Linked DNA regions of Homo sapiens: region 1 is linked to region 2. The links are chromatin contacts, found by Hi-C or POLR2A ChIA-PET in ENCODE. All regions are on one chromosome and are shown on one strand. Each heading gives the region's core, a stretch centred on a gene start or an enhancer-like site at or near the end of the contact. The rest is flanking DNA. Distances are from core to core; before and after follow the strand shown. Region 1 has its middle 13 kb from the start of CYB5R3. Region 2 overlaps PACSIN2 (protein kinase C and casein kinase substrate in neurons 2).

Evidence for each region. A loop is a pair of places that touch in the nucleus more often than their neighbours do. ChIA-PET counts read pairs that join two places held with the same protein, here RNA polymerase II (POLR2A). Pooled maps may share reads with other maps.
Region 1: a loop to region 2 is called in a map with no recorded cell type, with 10 times the contacts of the local background. The contact joins two enhancer-like sites. A Hi-C loop is called at or near these places in 1 of 37 single-sample maps with no recorded cell type and 2 of 50 pooled maps. POLR2A ChIA-PET finds 5 or more read pairs at or near these places in 4 of 52 experiments (GM12878, H1, activated CD8-positive, alpha-beta memory T cell and 1 more).

Annotation. Positions count from the first base shown.
Region 1 is chr22:42,660,714-42,663,413 of GRCh38, reverse strand. No RefSeq gene overlaps it. Among named protein-coding and RNA genes, the nearest start is that of CYB5R3, 13 kb to the right of the region's middle. RefSeq lists silencers at 668-947, 988-1,037, 1,168-1,307. Within about 2 kb of position 1,258, at least 9 of the 41 ENCODE cell types and tissues checked have a DNase peak (open chromatin) inside an H3K27ac peak, as active enhancers do.
Region 2 is chr22:42,886,874-42,889,573 of GRCh38, reverse strand. PACSIN2 (protein kinase C and casein kinase substrate in neurons 2) reads left to right here. Exons shown (of 11, transcript NM_001184970.3): 5 at 776-931. Among named protein-coding and RNA genes, the nearest start is that of ARFGAP3, 31 kb to the right of the region's middle. Within about 2 kb of position 1,278, at least 8 of the 41 ENCODE cell types and tissues checked have a DNase peak (open chromatin) inside an H3K27ac peak, as active enhancers do.

The DNA of each region.
Region 1 (2,700 bases), core at 9-2,508, 230 kb after region 2:
AGCTCCTGTCTTTCTTTTGTTTTGTTTTGTTTTGTTTTGTTTTTTGAGACGGAGTCTCAGAGTCTCGCTCTGTCACCTGGCTGAAGTGCAGTGGCATGATCTCTGTCGACTGCAACCTCCGCCTTCAGGGTTCAAGCGATTCTCCTGCCTCAGCCTCCCAAGTAGCTGGGACTACAGGCATGCGCCACCACGCCCAGTTAATTTTTGTAGTTTTAGTAGAGCCAGGGTTTCACCATGTTGGCCAGGATGGTCTCGATCTCTTGACCTCGTGATCTGCCTGCCCCAGCCTCCCAAAGTGCTGGGATTACAGGCGTGAGCCACCGAGCCCGGCCAAAAGGACGCAGACTCTGTTTTGAAGGAGGAGGTGGAAAGGGATGGAAGAAACTTCCAGAGCGTGCCGTTTTCTTTGTGACAGGCTCTGTCCTCGGCAGGGGCAGGCGTGACCTCTCTGAGCCCATGAGCGGGAACTGTTTTTGCCCTGGACACCCTGGGATGGGCCCTGCCATGTTGCCCAGGCTGGACTTGAACTCCTGAGCATCCCCTGCCCCGCTGCCCTCTCGGCCTCCATTCGGGAGCTTCACATCCCCCTCCCCTCACCCCCACGAGTCCTGGGGGGCCAGCTGGGAGCTCTGCGGGGAGTAACCCCACGAGGGCAAGGCAGGGGAGGGCGCCGCCCAGCGCCCCGTGGGGCTTCCGCCGCCTCGAGGCAGACCCGGATCCAGAGGGCGCCTGGACAAGGTAGGGCCCCCATCCCGCCCCGGCTCCGCGTGCCCTCACAAGAATCACCCGTCTCCGACCGTCACCTCCTCCCGCTCCCGGGCCTCCCCGGCAGCCCCCACGACCGTCCACCCCGGCCCGCCCGGCCCGGGCTCCCGCTCTCTCGGCCGCTCTCCGCGGAGCCCCGCAGCCCAAGGGGCAGCACCTATCCCGGGACAGCGGCCTCTCTTCCCCACCGAGGCGTCTGCAGGGCTCCCCGTAGCGGCGCGGGGCTCGGGGACACGGACTCGAAGGAACCTGAACACCTCCAGAGCGTGGAGGTTGTGGGGGATGAGCCCCAAGAGGCGCACCCCTCCCAGGCTGCCGGGACCCAAGGTGGGCACGGGCTGGGTCCGAGGAAGGGGTAGAGGAGGCAGGATTTGGGGCTCGGCTGGAGCAGAGCAGCGGCAGAACCCCCAGCCGAAGCCGGTGGGAGTGGAGATTTCGGATGGAGCCGGCTGGACCCGCGCCCCGGGCGCCGGGAGCCTTTTCCTGGCTCGGGCGCGCCCCCTGGAGGCCGGAACCTGACATCAAGCGCACCCAAATTGCTGGGACTACAGACCTGGCGACAGTACCCAGCCCATCCTACTCAACTGCAAATGCCCCCTTTTACACTTAGGTCTATTTCTGGACGCTCAAAGATCCATTGAGATCTATTCTGCATTGGTTGGACAGAACCAGTTTTCTTCATCTACAAATAATAATACAACTCTCCTTTTTTTTTTTTTTTTTTTTTTTTTTTTTTGAGACAGAGTCTGGCTCTGTCGCCCAGGGTGGAGTGCAGTGGCGTGATCTCCGCTCACTGCAGCCTCCGCCTCCCGGGTTCAAGCAATCTGGGATTACAGGCATGCGCCACCACTCCAGGCTAATTTTTGCATTTTTAGTAGAGACAGGGATTTCACCATGTTGGCCAGGCTGGTCTCGGACTCCTGACCTCAGGTGATCCTCCCCCCTCGGCCTCCCAAAGTGCTGGGATTACAGGGGTGAGCCACCACACCCAGCCAAGTTAATTCAATTTTTAAAAATAAATAATTTTTTTTTGAAACGGAGCTTCACTCTTGTTGCCCAGGCTGGAGTGCAATGGCGCGATCTCTGCTCACTACAACCTCTGCCTCCCGGGTTCAAGCAATTCACCTGCCTCAGCCTCCTGAGTAGCTGGGATTACAGGCGTGCACCACCACATCCAGCTAATTTTGTATTTTTAGTAGAGATGGGGTTTCACTATGTTGGTCAGGCTGGTCTCGAACTCCTGACCTCAGGGGATACACCCGCCTCGGCCTCCCAAAGTGCTGGGATTACAGGCGTGTACCACCCCACCCAGCCAAAAAAATAAAATTAAAAATATGTATATAAATAATAATATATATTATTAAATATAATAAATATATATAGAAATAAATAGGCCGGGCGCGGTGGCTCATGCCTGTAATCCCAGCACTTTGGGATGCCAAGGCGGGTGGATCACATGAGGTCAGGAGTTCAAGACCAGCCTGGCCAACATGATGAAACCCCCGTCTCTACTAAAAATACAAAAATTAGCTGACCATGGTGGCGGGCACCTGTAATCCCAGCTACTCGGGAGGCAAGGCAGGTGAATCACTTGAACCCAAGAGGCAGAGGTTGCAGTGAGCCAAAATCATGCCATTGCACTCCAGACTGGGCGACAAGAGCAAGACTCCGTCTTAAAAAAGAAAAAAAGAAAAGAAAAGAAAAGAAAAAGAAAGAAATAATGGACGGGGTTGGGAGAGCTTCTGGACAGCTGAACACTTGCTGGTGCCTGGAGGGTAGTGTGCCTGGAGAGGGCATGGAGGTGCCACACACTTCCCCTTCCCTTGCCCTATGGATCTCTTCCATCTGGTTGTTCTTCTGTATCCTTCTGAATATCCTTTATTTTATTTTATTTTATTTTTTTGAGATGGGGTCTCAGTCTGTCACCCAGGCTGG
Region 2 (2,700 bases), core at 29-2,528:
TCTCCTTTTCTCTGTGTCTTAGCTTTTGTCACATCTCCTTTCTCTTCTGTTTTGTCCCTGGCCCCATTCATAATGAAACTGTCTGTGTCTCATGAGGCCTTTGCTAATAAACTCCTCCTTCCCTCTAGAATGAAATTTGTGGCTTTGGCTCAAATAAGGAAGGATCTGTTAAGAGTGTGTGTGTGTGTGTGTGTGTGTGTAAAAACCATTAAAACCAGAGGAAATGTGGCTGATGGCCCTGCCCCCTAGTATGGTCCTCTCTCTCATGCTGGGTTCCTCCTTGGAACTTTCTTTGTATTTGCCGATCCTGCGGCCTGGCATGGTCTTCCTGGGATGCCCATAACCCCTCCATGTGCGTGTTCCATGTGCGTGCTCCATGTGCGTGTTCCATGTCATCTCAGTGGCTTTCTCCACCCACCCCATGCTCCGTCTCAGTTGTCCTCCCCTACACTTAATGCCCTCTAATTGACTCTGGCATGTAACTTTTCCTATACTGTATCTGCCTCCTGCAACTCAAATGAAAGCTTCACAAAGACCTTGTGTTTCTTGCTGTGTTCCTGGTGCCTCGAACCATGCACAGGACAAGCAAGTACTCCATGAATATGTGTTGAGTGCGTTCCTGTTGTGACTGGTTGCTATGATAGTATACATACAATTTTGTACCTGCCTTTTTCTCCCCTCTTGGTAGCACAAGCATTCCCATGGTCTGTGTGACTTCTAGTGAGGATCCTGAACTCCCAGTGACATGGCATTCAGGAACTCATTCTCCCTGTAGGTAGAAGCAGCAAAGAAAGCCCACCATGCAGCGTGCAAAGAGGAGAAGCTGGCTATCTCACGAGAAGCCAACAGCAAGGCAGACCCATCCCTCAACCCTGAACAGCTCAAGAAATTGCAAGACAAAATAGAAAAGTGCAAGCAAGATGTTCTTAAGGTAAACTGTACACTTGTTTTTACACGTCGAGTGTCACCGTGTCAGTTGTTGACGTGTCTGGCATATAGCCTTCTGTAACTGCTTGGGTGAATGGGTGGATAGAGGGATAAATAACCAATAAAACACACCCCTGTCCTCAAGAAGGCCACAGGTGAGTGCCCTAGCACCTCGCCTCACCATAGCCACTGTACCTGCTCAGTCAAGGGACAGAGCCAGGCTCTGGGCAAGCCAGGGGTAAGAGACAGCTCTTGGTGCTCAGAGACACAAGGACAGCTGGGATTGCTGCAGGGAGCTGCTTGTGCCAACATGGGCGTCGCCAGTGGTGGGTGTGAATGGGTGTGGCTGGTGGCAGGTGTGAATGGTTGTGGCCAGTGGTGGGTGTGAATGGGTGTGGTGTGAGCTGGTATGGAGGGTTATGAGGACCAAATCACCAGTGGCCTGGACAGCCAGGCTGAGTAAGGAGCTTAGGATGCTGCTGACCAGGAGCCACTCAGGAAGGCCTGAGCCTGGGTGGGATCAGGGAGGAGGTGAGGAGGGTGAGATGGTTTAGAAGGATTGCTCTGCTTGTGTAGGGAGAGGGGCTGGGGGCAGAGACCTGGGGGAGGGACTGCAGGCTGGGAGCGCTTGTCTGGGGGAGCCAGGTGGGAGGGAGGATGGAGGGGCCCTGCAGTCTCCACAGTGACAGGCCCCGAAAGTGAGGCAGAGGCTGTGGAGCCAGGGGTGGCAGAAGGGTGGTCTTTGGCCAAGGAGAGACCGTGACCAGGCACTGTGGCATCATGGGTGCCCTTCCATTTCTGTTGTGAAGCGGAGATTTTCTGCCCCATGGGTTAATGAGAAATCATTGTGTAAACTATTACATGCTCCGCAGGTGTAGATAAGTGATTCTGCCTGGAAGGTCCTGGAGTCACAGGACTTAAAACCAGACAGCGTCATCGTCTTGTGATTTAAAAGTTCACAGGAAGGGAGGGGCTCAGCCCTCGGCCCCACCTCCCCTCCTTTGGTCAGCCATGAGGGGTGAGGGCTGGGGGGTGTGATTGCCGAGGGCCTGCCCTGCCTCGGTGTTTGGAGAGGAGATTCCCAACCAGGATTTGCAGAGAGAGACGGAATGAGGTAGAGAGAGGCTGCACTCCAGGAAGAGGACATGGGCAGAGGGGAGGCAAGAGGCCTAAGCTGGTTTCACTACCCACCAGCCTTTCCTGGCCCCTGTCAGTTAGGTGGTGGCATCCCTGTTTTGTGAATGAGGAAACCAAGATCAGAGAGGTTAAGTCACGTGCCATCCAGCAGGTGAGAGCAGGAACTTCTGACCTCAAGCCCATACATATGCCCTTTCTCCACTGTTCCTCACTGCTATGCCGTCGGTGTAGCAAGGGGAACACGTCATCTACACGAGAGTTCGTCACTCAGACCAAGTGTCAGAATCCTCTGGGAAACCCCTCTCACTCCCATTGCTGGAGCCAGGAATCTGGGCTTTTGAAGCAGCCCAGGTGCCTCCACGGTGGGATCAGGTGAGGAGCCTGGAACCAACTACTGAGTGGGAGGCACCTGGGCTCAAGAAGCACAAGGTCCGGGAGAACTCTCGGGCCTTTGCCAGAATCCCAGGGAATCAGGTGCCCAAAAAGGTGCCTAGAGGAAAGATGGGGCTTCTCCATGTTGGGCGGGGGCGTGCCTGTGTGAGAGAAAGGGAGACAGAGATGGAGAGGAAGAGGCCTTTCATGTTTGACAGCCACCCAGAACATCAACTCAGGCTTTTGCAGAACAGGCCCAGGGCT